7 separate regions of the Mus musculus genome follow, and all the other regions are linked to region 1. The links are chromatin loops, found by intact Hi-C in ENCODE. Cell type or tissue: heart. All regions are shown on one strand. Region 1 holds the start of Pcdh18 (protocadherin 18). Region 2 has its middle 81 kb from the start of Gm40042. Region 3 has its middle 100 kb from the start of Pcdh18. Region 4 has its middle 16 kb from the start of Gm23096. Region 5 has its middle 18 kb from the start of Gm40042. Region 6 has its middle 51 kb from the start of Gm40042. Region 7 has its middle 98 kb from the start of Gm40042.

Region 1 (4,000 bases):
AACTCAGTAAAATACACTGTTAGTTCAGATAATGAGACAATGCCAGAAAGCCAGAAAACTGCACAAAGTTTTCCAAAGACAGCATGCAATTGGAGTGAGATTCTCAAGAGCCAGGGTGTTGATTTCTCAGGAGAAATTTTAACAATGAGAATAGCTGGGTCCCTTTAGGTTTTATTTTTTCCTGTCTCAGCATCTTACTCTGAGAAGTGCAGGGACTCTGATTAACAGCCCCGTGTGAGACATCACACCTAACACCCGCAAGTGAATTATTTATAAAAATAGAAATAAGCCAGACGGTGTACTTGAGATAGGTCCACCCTGTGGCTTGAGTTCTAGTGGAACTGCCTACTGTCATCTATCAACGACAACCTTAAAGGTGTGATGACTGTGCAGCCTCTGAGCATCAGCATCTGGCTTGACCAGGCCCTGTAGTGTCTGATCTTACCTCAACAGCAGGAGTGGCGTGGGTGAGTTCTAATGAAAAATTCTCTGGCACGTGGTTTGATGAGATGGTCACCAAACTGTTGAGTGACTGGTGACTGTTGTGACTCTGGCGGCTGCCCATTTGTCCCCTCTCCAAGGTTGGGGATGAAGATGGGGAGGATCTGTGGTGAGATCTGATGGGCAGAGTGCCATTGATGGTGGGTACCAGTGTGATGTCTCCTTTGTGAATCTGCCTGGATGGCCTTTTAGGATGATGCTGGTACGTGGATTCTGCCACCCTGCAGTTGTAGGATCTGGTGTCTTTCTTTTCTCTATTACACCTCGTTGCAAACAGGACCATAATAACCAGCAACACAGCACAAATTGCTCCCAAGGAAATAATTATGATCATGGACACATCCAAGGATGCGCGGCTGACAGAGGTCATGGCTGTGCTTGTCACAGATTCTGCATAGTCAAAGACCATGCACCTCAGAAGGACTTTGGTGTGCAGAGGAGGACTGCCCTTGTCCTGGATGATAACTGAGAGTGCCCATTCCGCAGAGGGAATGGATTCCATGCTGACGTTGGTATGAATGTCACATGACCTAGGGTCCATGATAAAGATGTTTTCCTCATTACCAGATACTATGGAGCAGCTGAATTCAGCATTGGCACCAGAGTCCCTGTCGACCACCCTTATTCTTGTGACATGAAAACCACTTTCAGCTCCTTTGGGGATGGATATTTCTGCAGTATTATTGTGCATTGCAGGCCCTATAACCACAGGGACATTGTCATTCTCATCAATGATGGTCAGCACAACGGTGGTGTTGCTGGAGAGTTGCTTCTGACTCCCTCCATCCCTGGCTTCCACCACAAAAGTGATCTGACTCACTTCTTCATGATCAAAGATCCTGAGGGCATAGATGGCGCCATTAGAGGGGTCAATGGTTACATACGTGGTGATGGAACTTCCCAAGACAAAACTCTCCAAAATGGTGTATGTCACATGTCCGTTTTCACCAAGATCTGGATCAGTGGCTGTAACTGTGGTGATATACGCCCCTGGTGAATTATTCTCTGAGATGACAAATTCATATCGGCTCCTCTGGAAGCGAGGTGGATTGTCATTTATGTCATTGATTTGAACAGTAAAATGTCTCACTGAGGAGAGGCTTGGTGTTCCCTTGTCCTCAGCAATCACAGTCAAACTATACTCAGATCTCTTTTCTCTATCCAGAGTGGCATTGGTCAAGATCAAGTAGTTATTTTCATATGTCTTCTGAAGTTTAAAATGTCCATGCCCATGAAGCTTACAGATTATTTCCCCATTCAGCCCAGAATCCTTGTCTTGAACCCTGACGATAGCAACGAATGTATCAATGGGATCCCCTTCAAAGACATAAGATACTTCTTCTTTTCCAGGGGACATGAGATTTATGCTAATTTCAGGTTTATTGTCATTGACATCCACAACCTTAATTATAATTTTGCAATGAGCAGGAATGGAATTGGGACCCAAATCTTGGGCTTGAACGTCTATCTCATAGGACTTGGTGATTTCATAATCCACTGGCTTGAAAAGAGTCAAGTGGCCTTTTTCTGAGTCGATCTTAAAAGTCTCTATAATTTTGGGAGACACATGACTGCTGAAAGAATACACAATTCTCCCATTAGCGCCCTCATCTGGATCGGTGGCATTTAGATCAAGGAGCAAGGTTCCAACTGGGGAGTTTTCTAAGAGTTGTATTGTGTAAGAAGGCTGCTCAAAGGCCGGGCTGTTGTCGTTGGAATCCGAAATGCTGATTTTCAGGATGGAGGAGCCAGACCTCTGAGGCACTCCCATGTCGGAGGCGGTGAGCTGAAGCTCGTAGCTAGCCTTCAGCTCCCGATCCAACTCTTTCACCACTATGAGTTCAGCGTACTTGGCCCCGTCTGTCCTGGTTCGCACTTCGATATTAAAATAATCATTAGCAGAGAGCGAGTAGGTGTGGAGGGAATTTTCCCCAACATCTGGGTCGAACGCACTGTCCAGGGGGATACGAGTCCCAACTGCTGCGCTCTCCGATATCTCAATGGGAATGACGGGTCTCGAGAATTGGGGGGAATTGTCATTAATGTCCAGCACGTCCACTTCAATGTGGAACAGCTGCAGATGCTCGGTCGGCAGAGTGAGCACATCAAACTCTATCGAACAGTTCAAGTTTTTTTGGCATAGTTGCTCGCGGTCAATTTTAGCCCCTATGCTGATTTCTCCGGTATTCTCATTTACGACCAGGAGAGGAGAATTCCCCCGTGGCATGGCTCGAAAACGAACAGCAGAAGGATTTGGTAGCTTCAATAAAACATCAGCCACATCTTCTGATAGTCTAGCAATTACCGATCCGACCCTCTGCTCCTCATAAATCCTGTATTTCAGATTCTTAGCCAGGACATCGTGGCTGAAAAACGCCATCAGAAGTGCAAGTGCAAATCTAAAGTGCATTTTAGTATTCATTTGGTGCATTGGTCAGTTGCTAGATTCCCTTCTCAGGGCGAGTTAGAAGAGCCCAGCAATCCCTTCAACTTCCTCCCAGCCACTCAGAGCTCTAAGCCACATCGGGTCTCAGAGTCTTGAAAGCGACTCTTAATCACACAGCAATTAAACAGCTCGCAAACTTCAGTTTTCATACACACCGTTTGGCGACTTCCAGATAGGAGCGTGAAGTCCCTTCCTGGTAGGGGTGGCCGCTGGTCCTCCTGGCTGGGAGCAGCGTGTCACCTCGGCCTGGCTCCCCGCGTGGACTCCGTCCCCATCTATTGCAGGGTGCTGGCGGAGTCTGCAGTCTGTGTTTCCCGGGCGATTCTTGATTTTCCCCCCTTTCCTTTTCTCTGCTCCGCTGCAGACTAAACACCGGTGATTGCTGACTCCAGTCTGAAAATCTCTACAACTTCACTTCAACTCAGACAAAGCTCTTTGCCTGGCGTGTGTTGAATCGCTTCCAGCCAATCAGCGAGCTTCCAAATCCGAAGCTGCTGGAGTCACCGGAGCGAGGGAGGGCGCGCGTGGAGGGTGGGAGCGGGAGGGTGGCGGGCGCGGGTTGGGGACCCGCTAGGGGCGCGGGAGCGCGGCCGGGGGTGGGGTTCAGCCCTCCCGCCCCTCCTCCATCTCCATCCACTTTCTCCAAGCGTGCCGCGACAAAGGGGAGACAAATTACAGCAGGAGAGCGGTGTGGGGGTGGGGAGACCGGGAGGGAAGGAAAAAGAAAGGAAGAAAAAAACTTTAAATCAACTTCTGGTCGCCTGTATTTATATATGGCACATTAAATAGTTCTTGTTTTCTTAATTGATCTTTTCTTCTGCTACAAACATGTAATCATCTTGCTTTTTTCAGGGTTCCTTAACTGCTGGTTTCACTTAAAATACCTCCAAGTGAATTTTGTCGGTGGAGGAATTTAATAAAATGGGGAAACTTGCTTCTAATTATGCACACACCCCCTCCCCCTCGGCGGGTCTTTTCTCCTCCAAGGAGCAGCAAGCCGATTTTCTTGGAGCTCTGTTTTAAAGAACAGCCCAAGTGGAGAGGTTTCATTTT
Region 2 (4,000 bases), 190 kb after region 1:
TCACACCAAACAGAAATTCCCTCACCTGTGTACCCTCCATTTCTGGACTGTAGTTCATTCCACATACAGTCAAATGGACAACCAATAGTCTTCACAGCCATCATATAGGTATTACTGAAAAGGAATGCTGGGTGAGATTCCCATAGATGCTGAGATCCACAGTGACATACGTCAGAGGAAACAGAGTGATTGAAACCATTATTTAGGTTCATGGGTGAGATTAGGCTATTAACTGATTCCCAGGAGAGGGTTGCAGTGGTGAAGGAGCTAATGAGGTCAACTTCTGTGGATCACATACCTAGGAGAGCACACCACAGAGATAAAGTGCTAACCCAGAAACCCACAACTTCAGCACTTGCTTAGATTCTGTTCTGGAGAGGAATAGTTTTGATCACTATGCAGATGTCATGCCAAAGGCAATATGCCAGTGTTGTTGGTTGGGTATGCTGTTCATTTTCCAATACCTGGTGTTTGGTTTATTTGTTTTCTGTTGTTTGTTTGTTTGTTTTTGCTTGTTTGTGGATTATTTTGTTGTTTTTGTTTCCTGTGCTGGGAATCCAACCTAGAGCTTTGTGCATCCCAAGTAAGTATGTTAAACACTGACCAGACCTCTCTGTGCCTCAACCTTATTTTGGCATTACTCTAAAAAGAGTTATTCTTTTAAAAGTACAAAAGTAATCTTGTTCACACTTAAAAACTATAGGGCAAATGTGTATCATAATGGTCAAGATGTCTACATTCCTGTGTAAAACCAGTAAGTTCAGCTCCAGCAGGGTGTAGGATACTTCATCCTTGGCTGGATGCATGGTTCTCAGCTCACCACAATCCTCCTCACTCTTGGGTCTTTACCTCTACTTTATTATCTGACCAAATCCACGGGGCTCTAAAGACCTTGACTACAGAAATTGAACTGTGTTCTCTTTCATAGTGTACAATGTGGTTCTTCAAGCTCGAGGATATGGGATGCAACAAAAACAACAACAGCAACAACAAAAATGGAGTTTTCACTGAAACCTTCATTTGCATATCACTTCAGAAAAGCTATGTCAAGAAACAAACCACCAGTAATTAGGACTGACAGACAAGCAGACAAGATAAAAATGAAATGAAATCGGCATTAGGAAGAAAAGTGGGAAATGCTCATGTGAGAGCCAAGGCTAAGTTGGATATGTAGTTCTTCATAATTTTGACTCACTTGAGTTTTACTTATGGATTTAGGAGTTAATTGAAAAATAATTATTATTATCAGTAATATATAACTCACATTGCAGTTCATCAAATTACTGTGCCATTTGTTTCTTTGGAATTTTTTTCTTTTTTTGATCACCAATTTTGCCATACCCACACTCTAAATGCTAGTTCTCCTGGGCTGATTTCCTCTATTATTGGGGGGAAAGTGCTAAAGGGCAAGTTCATTTTATCACAGAGAGTTCAACAGGGTGACATTCTTCTCCCATTTCTGAAAACCCAGAGCCACTTTGCACCCAGCTTGACCCAACAGCTGAAGCTCTTCCGCTCTCACTCCCAAATCTGTTTGCGTTTGGCTTACGTTCCTAGCTCTTTGGTGTGCTGGTGATTATACTTGTCTGGGAGGCTTAGGAGCTATAAAAAATCTGGACCTCCTCATATTTCAGAACAAGGAGATAAGGCTTGAGCTCCAATTTGGAGCTGCACAAACTCAAATGGTGCATGTAAGCCCAGAGTTAGCAACAGCAGCCTGCCAGCTTGAATCCACTTCTCCAAAGCTACATACCATATGGTCGGCTACAAATTGAAACCCAAACAGGCCAAGATGTTTCACAGAAAACTCAATCGGACTTCTGTTAACATATGTGCTTGGCACCCAGAAAGAGAAATATTGGTACTTGGAACTTCACAATCCCAATTGTAATCTAACTAGAATATTTCTCTTTTAGAAATAACTTATCCTTGAGATGAGTAGAGCTCACTGGTAGAGTGTTTCCCTACTACATGAGAGGACTACAGAAGAAGGAGAAGGAGGAGGAGGAAGATAAGGAGAAAGAGGAGGGGAGGAGGAGGAAGAGAAGGAAGAGGAGAAATAACACAAAAACAGCTTAACAATCTGACAAATCCAATTAAAAGAATGATTAAATATCACTATAATGTTTATTTTCAATGGACAGAAAAGTAGAAGTTATGAAAAAGTTTTAATTAAAATTGTTTTAGGAGATATAGATAAAAATCCATGTTAGATACATTTAAATAATAGAGAATGTGCTACTGTTGAAACTGCTAAAGGCATAAATTATTTAGCTAGATTAGCAAAACTAATGATTATTGATAGCTAGCAATGAACCGTCCTGACTCTGAGCATGTGAACAATGTAAAAACTGGTCTTCACTAGACTGATAGAAACTTCCAGCTGTGATATGCTTTAAGACAACTATCACTATTTAGATGTGTTATCATGTCCAAGGATGCGAGTTTTGAAAGCTTGATCTTCTTGTAGAGATGTTAAGGAATGAGATGCTTAAAAGAGTTGGTGCTTAGTGACAGATACTGAGACCATAGAGGCAATCTGACCATGGGAGGCATCAATACGATTTCCATGGGACTCTCATTAGCTCTCACAAGAGAGTAATTATGCAAAAATAAGAAAGGCCCCTTCCCTTTCTTTGACCCTATTTCTGAAGATGCAATTGTTCTGGTAACCAGGACTTCATGGCATGATGTGCATGCTATGAGGCCCTTGTTAGACTCTAAGTAGGCACTCATTGCCTCAGATTACCTAACCTCTATAACTGCAGGAAATACATCTCTGTTGTATAAGGAGTATTTGTAGTATCATGTTGCAGCAGTCCAAATGAACTAAGATGGCAGGTAATCCATTATTGAGACTTGCAATTGTATTTGAAAGCATTTAAATGCATTGTTTCTCATTGACTTAGTAACATAGGGCCAATGACATCCTTCACCAGTGACTTTATGACCACCATTAAACATATTACATCATTTCTGGGTAGTTTTAGGGGAAGAAGCTATCTTGCTGGAGATAAAGTTACTTTTTAAAAGTAGTGCACACATTTAAAAGCACTAAAAAGTCAGCTGAAAATATTTGAGATTAAAATAACAAGAAAAAGGAGCTTCATTTTACTAAGTCCTGAAGACATTACATTTCTTATTATTTTCCAACTCCTGATGAAAATCAAGCTTTTCTATCAAGCTTTTCCACATCTTGAAGATGTGGATTCTTCCAAAAAATGTGTTAAATTTACCTTTACTGAAAAGGAGTTGTGGTGAATCTTTCCAAATGACCATAGCAATAAGATGTAAATGACCACAAAGAGTGGTAAATTACAGTTATACACGGAGCAAAGACTCATCAGTTTGTCCTCAAAGTCACATCAGGGTTCCCCGGATGAAAGGGCACAGGGACCCATGAGCAGGAAACATGTGCTTTGAAAACTGGTTTGAGTCACCAGGGTGAACTTCAGCCTGGGAGCTTAGAAGATAATTTGTTTAGTTTTAGCACTTAATGAGATAAAAGTTGATGTTTTTTTGCAATGTGTCTGCCCTGGAAAATAGCAACTGGAAAGTGGGTATAAATGCATAAAAACAAATGGAGCCAGAATGAGCATCTCAGCTTGACTGGAGCTGGTAGAGGGCCAGGGTTTCCTTTCCCTTTACATTCTTGAATCACTACCAAAGATGAAAAACTGACACCCATAGTTTTGACCCGCCCCTGCTTCCAAAGGAAGAGCCAGCTTAAAACAGCAGGAATCACTCAACATTCTTCACTGAAAGCAGTCTCAGAACCTGCCTGCATGCTCTGTTTGCAGCTTCCCCAGTCGACACTCTGCAAAGCAAGCATTTGATAATATAACATCAAGGCAGCCACCATCTACTGTGTGCACAAACTCAAATCACTTCAGATAACAGTCTTACTGGAACTTCAGCTTTTAAAACATACACAGAGCAGATAAGGTCTCTATTTCTACATCAATAAAAACAAAACACCAACACCAAGAAAAACCATATG
Region 3 (4,000 bases), 100 kb after region 1:
ATTGAGACTTCAAGCACATGCTAATACAGAGCTGAAGTTAGCTGAAATGAACCCATGATGACATTGAATAAATCACTTGTTAAGTCAGTGGACACACAGCACAGTATAGACCTTTCAACAATAAAGGTTGTATTTAATGGATATAGCTGCCATGGGCATGGTGTTAGACGTCAGCGTCACCATTTGTATCATCACTATCATCTTTATCTCATCATTGCCATCATCATCATCACCACCATTTTCCAATTGTCTCATACAAATGACTAGCATTCACTTACAGGTGGCTACAAGCATTAATCTAGACTCTTGAGTGGAATATTAGTCAAATTATTCAAAACCGGGAACTGTTCAAAAAATATTGAGAGGCAGAAATCCTCTTTGAAGGTTGTTCTTTGTTATATCTCAATAAAAGAGCTTTAGTTACAAAAAAAAATATGTGTGCAGAAGCACAATGATAAACGTTTGACATCAGTTTTCATTATGAAAAGTAGTCTTCGGGTTTGAATTTCCTTGGCATGATTGAGTTTTTTAGCCATTGTGGTTCAAAGGTGAAGCGTATCTAGTTGGCTTGCATGTGCTAGCATTTGATTCCCAGACTGTGGTGCAGATGTGAAAGTTTGGTGACACCTTTAGCAGCTAGGACTTGCTAGAGGAAGTGGCTCACTGGGGTAGGACTTCGGGGTTTATATTCAGTTTCTACTTCCTGTGTGCCACCTCTGCTTCCGACTGCAGTCTCTTCAACCTCCAGTCAAACCGTGTCTTCCCACCATGATGCGCTACATCAGCCCAAACTGTCCACAGAGATGTACTAATCATGACCTTTGTGGTCAGGAGCAGAGGAGAGCCAGAAGGGATGAGTAGCTCTGCTTTAATAAAAAGAATAGTTGCTTTAAAACAAAACAAAACAAAACAAAAATATATAGCCTTTTAAGCTTTCAGCAGAAATAAATAATGAGAAGATTTAATTGAAGAAAAAGACACTATTAAAGTCCAGAGGATATTTGCCTAGTGGTACGGCTGACAATATGTTCCACACTTACAAACTCCCCAGGAATATCCCCAATCAAGACCTCATTCCCAAATCCAAACTGATCAGCAAGTACGGAGCAATTTTAGAGTTTCAAGGTTGAAAGAGCCACTGTGGTAAAGAGACTCATCCCAGCTTGGGTTGTACTTGGATGCCTATGAATGCAGCTTCTAGAATCTAAGGAAATAGGAAGAGGTAGATGCAACTCCTGCAGAGAACACAGGAGGCTGGGGCGTTGATCCCAGAACTACCCCATCACCCTCAACAGCATTTACCAACCACATTCAGCGTACAAGTCCAATAAAAATACTGTGAATAAGATCTCTTTTTCAAGCATAAACTTTACTTTGTCCATTTGAAGTAGGAACCATGTCATTTTGTTTATTTCATAGTAAAATTTATAGAAAGAACTTGAAATTTGTCCTAATACCCTCAGTTATAGAAGTATAGAAGGACAAATTTCACTACATATTCAGCAACTGTTCTTTCAGGTGAGAATGGCCAGTGTAAACATCTAGCTTGCAAAATCAAGTAGATAAAAGTGACTTAGACAAGTAGTGGCACTGACCTCATTAAGATACTTGGCTATTTATCAGGAGGTGATACTTGAGTGAGTTTATCAGCACACTGGACAGATAGTATCACCTTAATTGGACTCAAGTAACAGTGAAGGGCAAGTTTGACCAAGGTGTTCTTGATGAGATATGTGGATAAGGGACATGTCCTTAGACTCTGACACCAGATGGAATGTTCTGAAAACTGTCTAAATTGAACAAATTATTAGAGCATGTGAGCAAGGATAACATAATCCTCATGACGTGTTTCCTTCATATTCTCTGGGGTGTCTACCTCACCCGAGCATTTCTCCAGTGGATGTATAAATAGTCTGTCAATGGTTAAAGCAGCCTGGGAAATAGCAATCCTGGCTCCTCTGGCTGCTTTTCCAAATTTTCTCTGCACACAAGGGAATGCAGCTTGCTTTTAACTTGGTGTCTGCACAGCAAACATATTCCTCATAGAAAACACGTGTGGGAGGTCATATTTCCTCGTCTCAGCATGTGTCAGGCCTCATGGAAAAACATAAGAAAATGAAAACAATTATTTCACCTTGGCTAATTCATGAATTTCTCCCAATACAGTTTGAATTTCGAATTAGATTTTTTTGTGTGTGTGTGAAGAGTGAATTCATGAGGACATTGGCTCTCTTTGTGTTTGTGTGTGTGTGTGTGTGTGTGTGTGTGTGTGTGTGTGTGTGTGTGTGTAGGGGGGTGTATAAAAGTAATAAATTGCAATAGTATTAAAAGCTTTTTCTCTCATGTACAAATATTCCTGCTATTGTGACTAAATTAAAGAAGAAAACATAGTGTTTGAATTAAAAATGAGATTCTTTTTGGATGGATACTCAGTGCTGAGCAGATTAGGAAACAAAACTCTTATTGATAGTCTCAGTTTTCTAAGCTTCACCTAAGCATTGCTTAGGGGAGTTGTTTCCGCAGACATTGCCTCACATCAGCTACCTCCCATCTGTAGCCCTCTGTCCCCTTTCCTTCAATGTTGATTTTTTTTCTGAGTAGACATCATATGAGAAACTCTATGATGAATATTGTCAACATATTCAAATAGATACATTGCTTCCTAGGCTGTGAACATAGGTAGGCCTCCTTGAGGATAAAGGTTCTGGAGTGTCATTTAGGCTCACTGACATTTTTACCTGAACTGTATTAACTTAAAAATTAACAAAATTACTGGGGGTTTTCAAATAAGAGGAAGAAACCATTTCTGAAATGGGGATATTGGTGTTCAGAAAGGGCTTAATGTTATAATGCTAATAAATGTGGGATCTTTACCTTGAGCCCTAAGGCTCTCTCTGAAGCACAGTTCTCATTGTATTCCAAGTTCATCTTTAGTCCTACTCCTTCCACACCTAATAGTTGCTTACATTTCCACTGTGTCCATTAGATCCTTAAGAAGGGAAGTATTCAAGAATGTCAGAAAGGCTGTATCCTATGCTATATTCCAGTTACATCTGGGAAATGAGAGAGAATGGCTTTCCGGTCCCTCACAAAGTGAACCAACATATACTCTCTGAAGGCCAAGATAAAGCTTCCCTCAAATAAATTATATACTGATGTCTGTCGGTATACAAGACCCCAGACTTTGTCTCTCACAATTGATACAAGAGGCCTTTCTTTGAGGTATGATTGACAGCATTTCAGTGACCTTAAATTACAAAGATATAAACATTCATTGGAATGTGTGTACTTATTAGAATAGCATTGTTTCTTAGACAGCATGATATATAATCACATATGTTGCCATGAATTAGTTAGCCAGAAGATGAAGATGATCTATAAGCCACCAGGATACTGTAAGAAGAAAGCACTCGAAGCACAGAGTGTATATGTTAGAATGTACCTGGTAGACAAATCCCCCAATAATGATGGATGTGACTTTTCATGATAAAGTAACATTTTCATCATTTGTAAGTTCTATTCAGTATTAGGATTATTTCAGTGGAATGCTCTGAACTTGAAGCAACACATAGATTGCTTTTTATGTTAAGTATACAATATGGAGCAAAATTTTTAAATTTTATTTTAGGTGTAGTTGACAAGTGGAGATGACTCAGACTAATGGGATATAATATGCTAGATGAATATATCATATCGGGACTAAGTCAGGGTAATTAGCATATTTGCCATTGTAAACATTTAATATTTCTTTGTGAAATAAGACATTTCATTGTTTATGATCTAAGTTTCAATAGCTGGAAATTTAGGACAGTAATATTAAATAAGGAATTGTCAATGAAAATCTTTTCTACAAATCATTGCATACGTCACAAGATAGCTTCTCCATTAAGGGACTCTGTTCTTTGATCGTCGTTGTTGGTATAGATCTCATCACTCTCCAGGTTAGATTATGACTGTGTCAAAAGTTTATGTAGTGTGAGTTAAGTGAAAACAATTATGA
Region 4 (4,000 bases), 110 kb before region 1:
CAAGGAGCTAAAGGGATCTGCAACCCTATAGGTGGAACAACATTATGAACTAACCAGTACCCCGGAGCTCTTGACTCTAGCTGCATATATATCAAAAGATGGCCTAGTCGGCCATCACTGGAAAGAGAGGCCCATTGGACTTGCAAACTTTATATGCCCCAGTACAGGGGAACACCAGGGCCAAAAAGGGGGAGTGGGTGGGCAGGGGAGTGGGGGTGGGTGGATATGGGGGACTTTTGGTATTGCATTGGAAATGTAAATGAGTTAAATACCTAATAAAAAATGGAAAAAAAAAAAGAAATATTGATCTCAGTTACGTGAAAAGATCATATGAAAATCTTTCAACTATTTTAATTGGCTTTGGTATAGGAGTTAGTCAATTGCCCCTTTTCTTTGCAAGCATAGATTATATCTTTGTCTAGCAGAGGCAAATGTCCACTTAACACTCAACTGAGATGGCATGAGTAACAAAAAGACCCGAAGGTTTTGTTTTCCAGTTTTCTTTGGCTAATCAGGATACATTTATTCTGGAGAATATTCTGAATAAAATATTTTTTCTTCAAAGCATGAGTTTAGAGCAGCTGCTTTTCATGGTACACACCTGCAAGGTATTACGGAATGATGTGTTTTTAAAAGGAGTGCTTCAAAATCCTATGTTCAATTTGTGCCTCCCAGCTCAGACTCACTCTCTGCCTGCTGTGTGTTCAGCAGGCCCTGCTTACTGTCTCCCTGACCCTGGTTGCCTAGTTACAAAATCCTCTTTGTGATTTGTGAGATGCTCATCCTGATTGAGAGCAATGGATTTATTTATTTTTTTCCTAAAGTAAACTTAAGAGAGTTTCTATTTCAGAGTGGAACATATTAAAACCAGTAAACCTTGCCAAATTTAGACATGTAGTTCCCACGGAGAAAACTTATCAACTAGAGTTTTTGTCTCTTCCAAATTCTTTCTGGTCAATAGGGCCAAGAGTTTCCTTCTGGTTCTACAGAAAAGTAACTTCACGTAGCTCCTAAAAAAGGATAGATTATAAAATCAAGTTTAAATATAAAAATACATTACAAAAATTTAGTATATTTTAAGTGGATTGAGCATCTCTCTAGTTTTCTCATTGTTTCTATAAATGAACTTGAGAGAAAATACATTGTAAGTAAATTGCCAGGTTGAAACATTTCAAATAATACGTTTTTTGTTTTGTTAATTAACACAGTGCATTTCAAATTTCAAGCCACATAGCTCTGTGCTAGTGTCCAAGCAAACTGCTTATCAAACAAGTATTTATAGAAACCACTTATCTATCTAATTTTTTCTAAGGCATTTTTTTTACCACTAACAAATTCAAGTGGAGTTAATGCACAGTTTCATGATGATTTCTGTGGATCACAAACACACTAATATAGTAGTGATTGTTGATTACAAGAGTTTGGGTGCAATAACTCTGAAGATTTCTTAAAGAGATGCCAACTGGCAAGCGGAGCTAAGTACCACAGTCCAGTTCTGAAATAACTAGCCCATTATGTCATAGGCTCCGCTTGCTCCTCTGACACTTGAGCGTGTACACCCACTGCAGTCAGGATAATTGGTACCAGCTGTTTAACTGTTGATCTTTTTTCTTTTAACTTTGGCCAGGAGCCAAGCTGACTTAAAAGCCAGGATTCTAAAAAGAGCCTGAAGACTCCTGCCAATGTATATGTATGTTTTTGTTTCAAGCTGCCTTGCTGGAGTAGTTCATTCCAAGGCCATGATGGAGAAAAGACAGTAACACAGATGCAAGTGAAAATAGGCTGTCTAGCTTCTAAGAGTCAGAGGGAAGCCAAAATGTGTGACTCAAACATCTCATTTTTCCACTCTTTTCTTTCCAGAGCAACAGTTTCCACTCACTGGTGTGACCAGCAATTTGTTTTTATCCTCCAGATATTTTCTGTAACAGAGTTTTGTGGTGAATGTGAATAATGGGTTCAGGGTCTTAAAAATGTAGTTTCCTCCTCTTTTTATTTATTTATTTTTTTTGTCAAGCCATTGAAGAAAAATTTATCTTGACAACCAGCAAATATGAAACAATATCCTTCCCCTAATCCCTAAAGTAATAGACCCAGAAAGGATAGGATCGGGTACCTGATGCCCCTGATAGAGTATGAGAAGTGTATTCAAAGATCCAAACAGAGTTAGTTACTAGAAAATGTGTATTGGTGGTGACCTTCTCAACTACTACTTAAAGCAACTGCTTTGTAAAACATCATAGTTAAAACAAACTGTAAAATTCTAATTATTAAAAGTATGATAAAGCATTAAACTGGATTTTAGTGTTCTGATAGTATTCAAGTTTCATTTCGGGTAATAGTAAAATCCTAGTTGTAAGAAAATTATTAGAGCATCTTCAGAAAGTTAGAAAAGTGGGTGGGTGGGTTGGTGGGGGAGCTCCCTCCTGGAAGCAGGGTGGAGGGAGGATGGGATAGGGGGTTTGAAGAGGGGAAACAGGGAAGGGGGATGCCATTCGTAATGTAAATAAATAAAATAATGTATAAAAATATAGAAAACGAAAAGGAATAACATGGCAACAGGAAAATCAAATCGTTGTAAAGGTTGAAAACACAGATATGAGTAGAAAAATCAGGGAACTAATGCAAATATTTTCAGAGTCTGAGAAAAGAAAGAAATGTTAAAAATAATATGAAGGGCGGTGGGCAGCCTCTGACCGAAACTGGGCCTCAACCAGATGGTGGTGGTGAGGCACAGCTGCCAGCCCTGGGGCTCGATCCTCCGGCTGTTCGGGCGGCCTGGGAAGTGGCTTTGCTGCGCTGCTCTTCCTGGGCCCTTCTTGGGTTGTGTATGGGACCAACTATCGCCAAACCATCTTCATATTTATCAGCAGTTCTGGCGGTGAGCAAATCAACCAGGTGGCCCTGGAGGCCTGGCGCAGCCTCGGGGACAGGGAAGATATCAGCCTACAGGAGGTGGAGCCAGTAATCTCCCGAGCTGTGATGGATAACCCTCAGCATGGCTTCTGGCGGTCTGGCATCATGGAGGAGCACCTGCTGGATGCTGTGGTGCCCTTCCTCCCACTCCGGCAGCATCACGTGTGCCACTGTGTACTCAAGTGGTTCAGGCTGTGCTGGACAGTACCACCTACTTCCCTGAGGTAGAACAGCTCTTCTCCTCCAATAGCTGCAAGACAGTGGCCTCCCGACTCACATTTTTCCTCTGAGAAACCCAGGTTGCATCACTGCCTCCTCTGCCTAGACAGAGCAAACACGAAAGGCCTGGGCGGCTCTTGGAAGAATTCTTTCCTAAGCTGATTGGCAAGTGGGACCCAGAGCACAACGCTAAGATGAAGAAAGGTCTAGAAGCACCTTTGCTAAGAAATTCCTGGGTAACCCAGAACCTCACAGCTGTGCCACTGCCCTGCAGTCTGAGCCTGAGCCTTCTCAATGTGAACTGCATGCAACACAGGGATGAAGGATTGTGAGTGCTTCCAGCTGGGGACTCTTACTGGCACGCTTGTGTGGCTCCTTTCCCAGATCTCAGCCCACAGCCTCTGGCTGGATCTGGCAATCCAGCTAGGCCAGGCTAGCCCCTCACAGTTTCACCAAATGGAAGGACTCAAGTACTACATGGGCCTGAATTTCAAAGTTTTTAATTTTGTACAAGAGACCAGAGATAATCAACTTAGCCATGGTATTAGAAAAAAAAAATAATACGAAGAAAAAAATCAAGGTTTGATGATGAAATTGAAGGCAAGCAAGATGTTAGTCCATTCCATATATTAAATGACATACTTCTTACTTGTTCAACAAATGTTTCTTGGACACATGATACATATTAATACTCCCGGTGAAAAACAAAAGCATATTCAGATATCACAGATATCCCTCGAAGGGAGAAGAGAAGTCTTGCCATCAGGTAATATTCACTATTGTAATACTCACCAGTATGGTTGGATCTCATCCCAGGACAACAAAAATGTTTTCCAATTATAAGTCATCGGAGTCTAGTCTACCTGTG
Region 5 (4,000 bases), 250 kb after region 1:
CTTTTTTGTGAGCGGTCCATAGCCTTAGTAATAGTGTCAGGCCCAGGGACCTCCCCTTGAGCTGGATCCCACTTTGGGCCTGTCACTGGACCTTCCTTCCTTTCTGGCTCCTCTCCATTTCCATCCTTGTAATTCTTTCAGACAGAAATAACTATGGGTCAGAGTTGTGACTGTGGAATGGGAACGTCATCCCTCACTTAATGCCCTGACTTCCTGCTGCATGTGGGCCCTCTACCTGCAGTTGGGCATTTCATCTAAGGCCCCTCTCTTTGAGTCCTGGGAATCTCTGACCACCCAGGTCTCTGGTGCATTGGGGGTGGGGGTGGGGCAACCATTCATTTCCTGAGGTTGTCTGTTTACATTCTTTCTGCTTGTCCTTAGAGCTGCAGTCCTTTTCCCTCACCCAATACCAGATCAGGTTCCTCTCTCCCTCCCCCTCCACATCTACCCTGTCCACTCCCCCCCCCCCCCCAGGTCCCTTCCTTTCTCCCTACTCATGATTGCTTTTTTCTCTCTCCCAAGTGGGACAGAGGTGTCCTTACTTGGGCACTTCAGCTTGTTGAGCTTTTTGAGTTCTGTGAACTGTATCTTGTGTATTCTGTACAGTTTTGTTGTTGTTGTTGTTGTTGTTGTTGTTGTTGATGTTTGTGGGGGTTTTAAGGCTAATATCCACTTATTAGTGAGTATATACCATGCATGTCCTTTTGGGTCTGAGTTACCTCACTAAGGATATTTTCTAGTTCTGTCCATTTCCCTGCAAAACTCAGGATGTCCTCATTCTTAATAGCTGAGTAGTATTGCATTGTGTAAATGAACCACATTTTCTGTAGTCATTCTTTTGTTGTGGGACATCTAGATTATTTCCAGTTTCTGGCTATCACAAATAAGACTGCTATGAACATAGTGGAACACATCACCCTGTACCATGGTAGGGCATCTTTTGGGTATATGCCCAAGAGTGGTATAGCTGAGTCTTCAGGTAGATCTATTTCCAATTTTCTGAGGAACCTCCAGGTTGAGTTCCAGAGTGGTTGTACCAGTTTGCAATCCCACCAGCAATAGAGGAGTGCTCCTCTTTCTCCACATCCTCTCCAACATATGTTGCCACCAGAAGCTTTGATCTTAGTCATTCTGGTTGGTGTATGGTGGAATCTCAGGGTCATTTTGATTTGCATTTCTCTGATGACTAAGGACTTTGAACATTTCTTTAGGTGCTTCTCAGCCATTTGAGATCCTTCAGTTATGAATTCTTGGTTTAGTTCTATACCCCATTTTTTGATTGAGTTGTTTGGGGTTTTTTTGGTGATTAACTTCTTGAGTTCTTTAAATATTTAGGATATTATCCCTCTTTCAGATGTGGGGTTAGTGAACATTTTTTCCCAATCTGTAGGTTGTGGATTTTTCTTATCAAATATGTCCTTTGCTTTACAGAAGCTTTCCAGTTTCATGCGGCCCCATTTGAAGACTATAAATTACCAGCTCTTAAGCCTACTAAATGCCTTGACTCCTGGGCTGTTTAAGTTTCACCAGCCTCCTGGGTTTGAGGATTTTCTCACCTACTTCAAGGAGACACATAGGTATAGATCATGCCCAGCAATCTGATAGGTTTTGCCTCCATGGCTTGCTTAACTGATTTCTTGCAGTATACAGATCACCTCACAGTGATCTGGGCTCTATCATTGATGCCTGAAAATGTCCTACAGACTTGCCTACAAGCCAATACTACGGAAACATTTTCTCAACTAAAGAACTTTTTTTTCTCCCCCTGTAACCAGACAGAAACCCCTGTGGAGTGATAGGGACACTAACGTATTCACAAAATTTTAGACTATATATCCAGAACAACTGGAGCAGGGGCTATCCTAAAATCTGTTACCTGTCTGTGGGATATGTTCTTCTAGCTGGGCTGCCTTGTCTGACTTCAGTGTAGGCAGCCAACGCCTAAAAGATGGTTCCGGTTTCCGGTACACCTTGGCCATAAACAACACCACTGCACAGGTGCTAGCCCAAATCTGGCGCATACCCCTCCAGAGTGGGTGCATGCTAATGAAGTGTCGACAGGCCGACCAATCCCAGGAGGACACATAGCCCTCCCCAGTGCTGGGGTGTATATAAGCAGTCCTCCCTGGGTGCCCGGGGTTCCCGTAGCAGCATCTAGGCGTTCCTGCAATAAAGCTCTTGAGAAGAATCCGACCATGTTGTGTCTTCCTTGCCGGACAAGGTGGGTGTGGCACTTCAGTAGGAGATGTGCCTAGCCTTGCAGAGACTTTATAATCCTAGGATGGAGGGATACCTTTGGGGAACTCCATCCTCTCAGAGATGACAGGGAGGGAAGGATTATGTGAGGGTGTGACTGGGATTGGGGGCACTGATCAGCATATAGAGTGAATAAATAAAATAAAAGAAATTTACAAAAAAGATTCTTTCTTCCTATATGACCCGAGCTTGTATAAAGTTATAAAAGATAGCAAGCTCACATATAGAATTCCATGTTCTATCTCTGTGACTCAACTTTGGTGGATCTTCCTCTCACTTTCAGGCTATCATTGCTTAAAATAAAAAAGATGGTATTTTTTTTTTAATCAGAGAATATATAAATTCTTGTTATTTATTTATTTATTCATTTAGTTTTAATTAGATATTTTCTTTATTTACATTTCAAAAGTTATCCCCTTTCCTAGTTTCCTCTCTGAAAATCCCCTATCCTCTTCCCCCTCCCCCTGCTCCCCAACCCACCCACTCCCTCTTCTTAGCCCAGGCATTCCCCTATACTAGGGCATAGTACCTTCACAGGACCAAGGGCATCTCCTCCCATTGATGACCAACTAGGCCATCCTCAGCTACATATGCAGCTAAAGCTATGAGTCTTTCCATATGTCTTCTTTGATTGGTGGTTTAGTCCCAGGGACCTCTGGGGTTACTGGTTAGTTTATATTGTTGTTCCTCCTAGGGGCCTGCAAATGCCTTCAGCTCCTTGGGTACTTTCTCTAACTCCTCCATTGTGGACCCTGTGCTCTGTCTAATGGATGACTGTCAGCATCCACTTCTGTATTAGTCAGGCACTGGCATAGCCTCTCAGGAGACAGCTATATCAGTCTCCTGTCAGCAATCTCTTGTTGGCATCTGCAATAGTGTTTGGGTTTGGGGGTTGTTTATGGGATGGATCCTGAGGCAGTTTCTGGATGATCATTCCTTCAGTCTCTGTAACTCCTTCCATGGGTATTTGGTTCCCCATTCTAAGAAGTATCAAAATGTGCATACTTCATCCTTCTTGAGTTTCATGTGTTTTACAAATTATATCCTGGGTATTCTGAGCTTCTGGGCTAATATCCACTTATCAGTGAGTACATATCATGTGTGTTCCTTTGTGATTGGGTTATCTCACTTAGAATGACATCATCCAGATCCATCCATTTTAAGAATTTCATGAATTTATTGTTTTTAATAGCTGAGTATTAGTCCATTGTGTAAATGTTCCACATTTTCTCTTACACGCGTTCGCGACCGGCCAGGAAAGACGCAACAAACCAGAATCTTCTGCAGCAAAGCTTTATTGCTTACTCAGGAGCAAGAGAGGAAGAGCACGGCAGAGAGAGGCAGAGAGGAAGAGAGAGAGAGAGACGCAGAGAGAGACGCAGAGAGAGAGGCAGAGAGAGAGAGAGAGGCAGAGAGCAGAGGAAGAGAGCAGAGGAAAAGATGAAGAGAAAGAGACGAAGAGACAAGAAAGAGAGTGCCAGAACCCCGTCCCTTTTAAGGAGAATTATCCTCCGCCTAGGACGTGTCACTCCCTGATTGGCTGCAGCCCATCGGCCCAGTTGTCATTACGAGAAAGGCAGAGCACATGGCAGGAAAACTGCCCCTGCACATGTGCAGATTATTTACTACTTAGAACACAGCTGTCAGCGCCATCTTGTAATGGCAAATGTGGGTGCGGCTCCCCACAATTTTCTGTACTCCATTCCTCTGTTGAGGGACATCTGTTTTTTTTTTCCAGCTTCTG
Region 6 (4,000 bases), 320 kb after region 1:
GACTTACAGTCTGCAGTCCAACTCCCAACACTGGTTAGCAGCAGCTGTGAATGGAAGTCCAAGGATCTAGCAGTTGTTCAGTCCCACAAGGCAAGAAGGCAAAGAAGAGAGAGTGAATCTTCCTCCTTCCAATGTCCTTTTATATAGGCCTCCAGCAGAAGGTGTAGCCCAGGTTAAAGCCACCACACCTTTAATCCCAGATGACCTTGAACTCCGAGATCTTTCTTACTTAATCTTCTGGAATTCATAGCCACTATGCCTCAAGATCTCCATGCTAAGATCCAGGTCAGACACTTGTTTCTCCCAGCCTCAAGAATAGGATCAACTGATGAGCCTTCAGTTCTGGATTGTAGTTCATTCTATATATAGTCAAGTTAACAAACAAGAATAGCCACTACAGCCCTCATATTTGATTACAAAACAGACATGCCATTGTAATGGTTATTCTAAGAATCTCAGGTCTCAATGGTATGGAAACATTGCTCCCCATTGATTCTCTGATTTGTCAATAAAAGCTGATCAGCCAGTGGCTGAGCAGAGGAAAGAATAGGGTTGGACTTCTGATACCAGCCAGGGGAGGAGAGGGAGAGGAAGAAGAGAGGATTCATCACTAGGAAAGGGTCCAGAAGCCACCAAGGGAACACACCTGAAGCAGAGAGAGCCAGATCAATACTAAAATAACTAAAATGCACGTATCCTGGAGATTTTAGCTGGAGGTAGCCAGGCTATTTTAGAGGATTGAAATAGACTAATACTGCTCAGCTGCTGTGATGTAAAGCTTGACTAAATAAACGTTTTGGTCTCTGTCTCATTTGTTTCAGAGCTAGCCAGGATAGAGAAAAAATTACCACTTTTAAAATTGCACTAACAATGTTTAAGTTTCTTGTCTCTATATAGTGAAAATGCTACTCTGTCCAATTCATTGTTCAGTGAGGTCATGTTGAAAAATTTTGACAAGCCCAGAGTGTAATACCCCCATTTAAAAAAAGAAAAAGACTTAATCCCCAAATGCTACAAATCAAAGCTAGTCTTCCATTTACCTAGAGCTAAAATAGTAATGAGTAAAATTCTGTAAATATAGGCTAAACGTAAAAATGTAGGCTAAATAATAAACCACATTGCATTTGTGACTTTCACATTTTTAACACCACAGGTAACTAAGAAAGTGAACTCCCAGAAATGTAATAGCCTCTAACTTAGCAAAACTGGCCAATGACTGAAGGTTTAACACATGGTATTCATTGGAACATAATCATTGCACATATAAGAACTTCATAGAGACTATATCTCTTATATATGATATGTGCTTGGTCATGCCCATATTCTCCTTTTCTACAGCTTTCCCCCTTTCTCCATCTCAAGTCTCCCTCCTTCCCTTAGCCTCTCTTTACTTCCATGCTGTGTGGTTGCATGTGATTGTGTGTTGTATATATGTTGTGTGTGTGTGTGTATGTGTGTGTGTTATGTGTGTCTAGCCTAAAATCTACTTGAGGGAAAGATGCCATTTGTGTCTGTGAGTCTTCCATGCATTCATTTCAACAAATATAATAATATATCCAATTGCATTCATTTTTCATAAAATGTCATAATTTTATAATTTTTTTGTTGCTTAATATAAAACCCCATTGTGTATATATACCAGATTTTTCCTTAATTGTTCATTTGTCATTGTTTTTTAGGAGGGTATATCTCTTTTGAAAATACCTAATAATTTCGTTATTGCTAAAATAAGAAAATACAGTTCAACCGAATGTTAAATTACAGTTGGAAGTTCATCTTTCAAATATTTTTTAACAAAGTACTGACCCTAGCGACTGGTGAAGCAAAAACCTATAACAGGAGAAGAGGATGAACAAGTGAAGCAGCGCCTCCTAGTGGTTATAATTGGGGAAACTGCGTGCACAAATTACAGATTGAGGACCTTGACACCTGGGAAGCCCGTTTGCAGAACCTGGCTTAGACCTCAGGCATATGGGGGAAGAAAGTTAGAAACAAAGGACTGAGTGCACAGACTTCCTCCTTCAAGGCTGCCAGGCAGGGAGCATGTTTGTCTGCATTGTATCTGAGAAAATTCTCCTCCCTCTTCGCTTTATCAAAAATCATGTGTGCATTTATATGTCTAGGTCTTTAGTTTGATTGCATTGACCAACACATGTGTTTTTGTGCCAATACCATGTGGTTTTTATCACTCTAGCTTTGCAGTCCAACATGAAATGGGAGATGGTAAAACCTCCAGCAGTTATTTTATTATTCCGAATTGTTTTAGCTACCCTGTGTTTTTTGTTTCTCCTTATACAGCCAAAAAGTTCCCTTTTAAGATCTGTGAAGAATCGTTGGAGTCTAGGTGAGGATTGCATTGAATCTGTAAATTGTTTTTTGGTAGAATAGCCATTTTTCTATGTTAATCATACCAATCTATGAGCATGGGACATCCATCTTGGAGGCTCTTCAATTTCTCTTTTTCAATGACTTGATGGTTTTACCTTACAAGTCTTTCACTTGTTTGAACAGAAATACCCCAAGGTATTTTATATTATTTTAGGCTATTGTGAAAAGCGTTGTTTCCCTGTTTTGTTTTTTCTCAGACTGTTTGTCATTTGTATATAGGAGGGCTATTGATTTTTGTGAGTTATTTTTGTGTCCAGCTACTTTGCTGAAAGTGTTTATCACCTATGAAAATTATTCAATGCATTTAAGGTCATGTATAATATCACCTGCAAATAACGATACTTTGATTTCTTCTTTTCTAATTTGTATCCCCTTGCTCTACTTCATTTGTTCTGTCTAGCTAAATCTTCAAGTATCATATGCAATTGATAGGAAGAGTGGAAACCATTGTTTTATTCTTATTGTAATGGACTTCCTTTGACTTTCCATTTAAGTTGGTGTTAGCTATAGGCTTGCTGTAAACTGTCTTTATTATGTTGATCAATTCCCTATGTATTTCTAATCTCTCCAGTACATGTATCATGAAAGTAGTGCTATATTTTGTCAAAGGTCTCTTCAACATCTAATGAAATGATAGTGTGGTTTTTGAATTTCAATTACTTTATATGGTAGATTATGCTTACCAATTTGCATATGTTGAACCATCCCTGCATTGCTGGGATAAAGTCTATTTGATCATGGTAGGTGATCTTTGCCATGTGTACTTAGATTTGGTTTGCAAGTATTTTATTGTAAGGGAAACAGGTCTGTAAGTCTTTGTTGGATCTTTGTGTGCTTTCGATATCAGGGTGATTGTGACTTCATAAAATGAAATTGGCAATGCTCCTTCTGTATCTGTTTTGTGTAATAATGTGAGAAGTATTTGTCAATAACTGTTTTTTGAAAGTCCAGTAGAATTCTGAGCTAAAACCATCTGTCTCTAAGCTTATTTTTTTTGAGAGTTTAAATTAAACTTTTAATTATTGTTTTTATTTTACTAGGTATAAGAGGTCTCTTTAAATTTCTGTCTGATCTCGATTAAACTTTGATAAGTGGTATGTATTAAGGAAATTGTCTACTTCTTCTGGATTTTCCAATTTGGAGGAGTACAGGTTTGTAAAGTGTGTCCTTGTCATTGTCAGGATTTCCTCAGTCTCTGTTCTCATGCACCTCTTTTCATTTCTAATTTTATTAATTTGGATTCTCTCTCTCTTTAATTAATTTAGATATAGGTTGACCAATGTTACTGATTTTATTGAAGAACCAACTTTTTGTTTCATTGAATCTTTGTAATTTTTTTCTTTTTTATTTATTTCAGCACTGAGTTTGATTATTTCTTGATGTCTACTCCTTTTGGGTATGATTTCTTATGTTTGTTCTAGAACTATCAGGTATACTGTTATTATTATGAAATACTCTCAATTCATTTTGTAGGCACTTAGTGCTATAAAATTTCCTCTTAGATCCTCATTCATTGACTTTCAGCATGCTGTATTTTCATTTTCATTCAATTTTAAAAGACTTTAAACTCTTTCTTATTTTTGTCTTGACATGTTTTTCATTCAGTAGAGGA
Region 7 (4,000 bases), 170 kb after region 1:
TAGATGTGCATAGGGACTTCTGGAATGCAGATACTGAGTGCCCTGTTACAATGCTTATTGATCATGGGGAGAGACTTCTAAGCATGAGCAGATTTGAAAACAGCAGAAACAAATGTGCAAGTCACTCCATCATCAATATTTGACTTCTGAATAGAAAAACGATTAATTAATGTATGACAGATATTTACGATTTTTTCAAGCGAAGTACTGTTATTTATTTGTATTTTGATTTATAATTTGAAACCATCTTCCCAGAAGAATAGTAAATATTTTTCTTGACATATAAGTTGAAGCATCTATTGCAGAAACATACAAATATGAAATATTACGTGCTTTTCTGCAGGCTTGAACTATTTTTTTTCAGGGTGAATTTTAAATAGATCATTAGTGTTTTCAAGTCTGCTGAGTGATGAAAGGTTCACAGGATGATTGAAGGTTCTTTCAGCTTTCTGGTTTTATAGATCATAACATCATGCAGGAGGAATTCTGGTTAAGTTTTAGATTTAGGAAGGCTGGAAGTTTAAAGAGGTGAAGGTGGTTAATTTACAGTATGAAATCTATATTAGGCTAGATTGTCCATTAGCTACAAAAGCTACACAAATATACAATAAAAATGGGCAATATACAGAAAATAGTGGTAGACTGTGGCTGTCATCGTGTTTGACTCTTTCAAATGAATCAGCACCATGATGAATGAAGGATTTGATGAGATGTGTCCTGTCAGAGTACCAGTGTCAGGGAGAACGCAATGGTTGAAACTGTGAAACAATTCCGAGAACACGTAAGTACCATTTCACACACACTTTTCTTTAATGATTGTTATATTTATTTCCATATTTTGAGATGGGGAGCATTTATGCCAAGGTCTAGTTGCGGAAGTCAGGATCCCTGTAAGAGCCAGTTCTCTGCTTTCACGATGTGGTTTCCTGGGCTCAAACAGAGGCATTTAGTTGGGAGTGAACACCTTTCTTTACCTACTGAGTCATCTCGATTGCCTGACATTTTTCATGTGAAAATTTATGAAATCTTCTAGTAAGGTTTAGCTAATGGGACTCTGATAAATATTCATCCATCTAGCTTAGCAAAAAAGCAAGCCTATTAATACGTTCTATTATGCTGATGGAAAGTGCACACATAGCAACAGCCCAAAGCATACAAGTGGGAAGGCATTTGCCTTCCAGTAATTTATTTTCACTCCCTGGTCTACAAATTAATAGTAAACAAAATGTGTCTAGAAAGAATATCTGGTTAATGCAGTCCTCCTTTGACAGGCTCTGAATACTAATGAATAGTTATTAACAGGGATATTTTAAATAGTAGCTACCTACCACATTTTTGTTATATAATTAGCTGCATTTTATGTCTCAGACTAGTCATTTAAATGGTTTTGTTTAGAAAAACATGTATTTGTTAAAAACATTAATACTCCAAATGTGGAACCTCTAACCTACACAAGCCTATGTGGTTGTTATTCACATCAGTTCAACTCTTATTAACACTGTTCATGCTTTCCCTTCAGTAAGAGTCATATTGCTGAATTTATTAAATGATCAGAGCATCTCCTGGGTCGAAGATGATTAGGTCCTTGTTTTGTCACTAAAAGACTTAAGGGATGTTGCTAAATTGAACAGGCTGATGTATTTTGACTTAAAAACGAATGGGGTATTAGAAGGGCCTACCTGTTAGGATTTGAGTGAGTTCCAATGTTTGTAAATGCCTCCTTACAGTGATAGCTGTACTTTAGTGTTGGCTATAGAGAATACAAATGAGCCTTAAATACATTGGTCCAAAATGTTAAGAATTCAAATTAACAGAGACAACTGAAGTATTAAAACCTTTGAACTTCAAGTAAAGAAAATGAAAAAAGTATCATTTTCAACTTCAGATTGCTATTACAAAGGTCAGTCCAGTGTGTAAGTTTGTTATCTCTCATTCACTGTGATGTATTTAACAGACAAGTTCTGGTTTTGGTAAAGGTCACAGTAGTCACACATGTCAAACCTCATTAGTCTTACTTGGCTGAGACAAAAGTTACCTGCATAACTGTGTGCTTAACACAAGATTGCTTGATTTCCTTGTTAAATATGTCTCTTAAATTTCAACAATTCTTGAAAAAATGTTTTGTTTCAAGCAGTGGATTTTTGTGAAGCTCTCATATTATATGTTTCAAGCTGAACCGATTTCTGTTCTGCCAGCTTAGCCAGCCTATCTCATTGCAACTGCATTATATATACAGTGGTGCATATCTAGAAGGCTGAGAGAGAAGCGTTCACACAGACCATAGCATTTCTCAAATTTTTATGAGGAACTTATTTTTCTCTCTCTTTCATGGAACCAAAAGTTTGTGAATGTGGTCACACTGTTTTATGGTAATTGGGACCAGCTGTTACACTTTGTGGTTTCTGAAAGCCTCTGTCTTGCCTTCTAGCTATTCTGACTCTGGGCAGGCCTTAATAAACGAAATTAAGGAATGTGCAAGCTTGAGTGGCTGCCACATCCTTCTTCAGAGGGCTTTAATTCAGAGCAGACGTTGGAGGCATTGCTTTTCCATTGCCATTTGTCTACAACCCACATGCAGATAAAACAATGACTTTTTTGTTCATTATTAGTGGCTTTTGAATTTTTACTATCCTCCTTGCTCTGTTGAAATGTGCCATCTAATGACCTTACCTACAACAAGGCCAAAAATTTGTAAATATACACAATACTGTCTGGTAGTTTACTTTTATTTCCTTTAAGTTATTCTTTTGATATAACATGAGAACATAGCACATATTACTTCAGACAAAACTTGTTACATCAGGGAGATAAGATGACATTCTAACATTTAAAGCTCTTTCAAGATGACACACTTGTGTCCATATTTGGTTAAGATAAGAAAACTTGTAAGAGGTCAGATAAGGACTCAGAGGTTGGAAGTGACAAGTATTTTTAATCTCAGTGTCCCATGGTGGGACATAGTGTCCCAAAATCAAGTCACTCACATCTGTGAGAACTGGACCTTCCATGGCAAAGAAAGATCTTGCAGGTGTGACTAATCATGTGTTGAAATGGGAGTTTCTGGGATGTCTAATGGGCATAGTGCAATCTCAAGAGACTTGGAAGCATAAAGAGATGAGAAAGGCATCTACTGATTGGATTGAAGATGGAGTTAAAGGTAGACAGAAGCAGATTCTCCCCTGAAGCCCTTACAGGGAAACCAGAGCCCTGTAGCTCAATAGAGTAATAGTAAGATTGGGACTCCCCTCCCCTCTCCTCCCCTCTCCTCCCCTCTCCTCTCCTCCCCTCCCCTCCCCTCCCCTTCCCTTCCATTCTCTTCTTCTTCCTCCACAAATGTGTGCCCCATTCTAAATTACAGATTTTTAAAAAAACATTTCAAAGTTCCCAGAATCTCTCAGTGATAATATTACTATTTCCCTGCTTCAGATTTATATAGCACAGGGATTATCCAAGAAAACATTTGTGTCCCTGAATACTGAATTCCTGCTATGAAAGTAAAGACCTTTAGATAACACATAAATACCATTCAGAAGAGGTTAAAAATTCTCCCAGTCATTATTTTTGAAATTAGAATTGTTAGTTTGATCTCATCTGTCTCTCTGTCTATCATCTATATATTATCTTTCATCTTCTTACTTGGTTCCCTAAAACAATTAATGAAATAAATCATACCAGAAAAACAAATGCCTTTTAGATCCAGGCAAAAAAGCTTAGAGTAATATTTCTCACTAAAAATAAACATAATTTTCTGGGCCAATCCTTCACCCTGATCAGTACACGCCTAGTCTCAAGCCACATATGTGTATAGCTTAAGGCTGAGGTGGGTCTCTATGTCTTTAGTGAGTTATCAAATTCGCATAGGTGACTACTAAGATCACTAAGGATATATAGCTGGTTAATAAATGCTTTCTATAGGTTGTGATGAACAACATGTATAATTTTGCTGAAAGAATCAGTTCTCAGACCAGAAAACAAGCTCTACCTGAAGACCCAGCTATAC

The links. Hi-C counts contacts between places; a loop is a spot of excess contacts. Peaks named below come from ENCODE experiments on the same cell type or tissue, not always from the same donor. Only the 100,000 strongest peaks of a DNase experiment are listed, where the experiment ranks them.
Region 2: a loop joins it to region 1, with 2.4 times the contacts of the local background. A loop is called at or near these places in 2 of 42 quality-filtered maps.
Region 3: a loop joins it to region 1, with 2.1 times the contacts of the local background. A loop is called at or near these places in 2 of 42 quality-filtered maps.
Region 4: it touches region 1 in a loop (6-fold over the local background); 6 of 42 quality-filtered maps call a loop at or near these places.
Region 5: a loop joins it to region 1, with 2.9 times the contacts of the local background. A loop is called at or near these places in 3 of 42 quality-filtered maps.
Region 6: it touches region 1 in a loop (7-fold over the local background); 8 of 42 quality-filtered maps call a loop at or near these places.
Region 7: a loop joins it to region 1, with 2.5 times the contacts of the local background. A loop is called at or near these places in 3 of 42 quality-filtered maps.

Annotation. Positions count from the first base shown.
Region 1 is chr3:49,753,933-49,757,932 of GRCm38, forward strand. Pcdh18 (protocadherin 18) reads right to left here and starts at 3,384. Exons shown (of 4, transcript NM_130448.3): 1 at 446-3,384. The coding sequence starts at 2,932. In heart, CTCF peaks have their summits at 2,110 (motif pointing left) and 3,574; DNase peaks (open chromatin) are centred at 2,329 and 3,429; H3K4me3 peaks cover 3,965 bases; H3K27ac peaks cover 1,920 bases.
Region 2 is chr3:49,943,343-49,947,342 of GRCm38, forward strand. No RefSeq gene overlaps it. Among named protein-coding and RNA genes, the nearest start is that of Gm40042, 81 kb to the right of the region's middle. In heart, no CTCF peak of the experiment used is centred here; a DNase peak (open chromatin) is centred at 1,589.
Region 3 is chr3:49,855,038-49,859,037 of GRCm38, forward strand. No RefSeq gene overlaps it. Among named protein-coding and RNA genes, the nearest start is that of Pcdh18, 100 kb to the left of the region's middle. In heart, no CTCF peak of the experiment used is centred here; a DNase peak (open chromatin) is centred at 1,964.
Region 4 is chr3:49,640,927-49,644,926 of GRCm38, forward strand. It overlaps the pseudogene Gm29741. Among named protein-coding and RNA genes, the nearest start is that of Gm23096, 16 kb to the right of the region's middle. In heart, no CTCF peak of the experiment used is centred here; a DNase peak (open chromatin) is centred at 1,555; H3K27ac peaks cover 2,286 bases.
Region 5 is chr3:50,005,855-50,009,854 of GRCm38, forward strand. No RefSeq gene overlaps it. Among named protein-coding and RNA genes, the nearest start is that of Gm40042, 18 kb to the right of the region's middle. In heart, no CTCF peak of the experiment used is centred here; no DNase peak of the experiment used is centred here.
Region 6 is chr3:50,075,289-50,079,288 of GRCm38, forward strand. No RefSeq gene overlaps it. Among named protein-coding and RNA genes, the nearest start is that of Gm40042, 51 kb to the left of the region's middle. In heart, a CTCF peak has its summit at 1,881 (motif pointing left); no DNase peak of the experiment used is centred here.
Region 7 is chr3:49,926,689-49,930,688 of GRCm38, forward strand. No RefSeq gene overlaps it. Among named protein-coding and RNA genes, the nearest start is that of Gm40042, 98 kb to the right of the region's middle. In heart, no CTCF peak of the experiment used is centred here; DNase peaks (open chromatin) are centred at 2,483 and 2,993.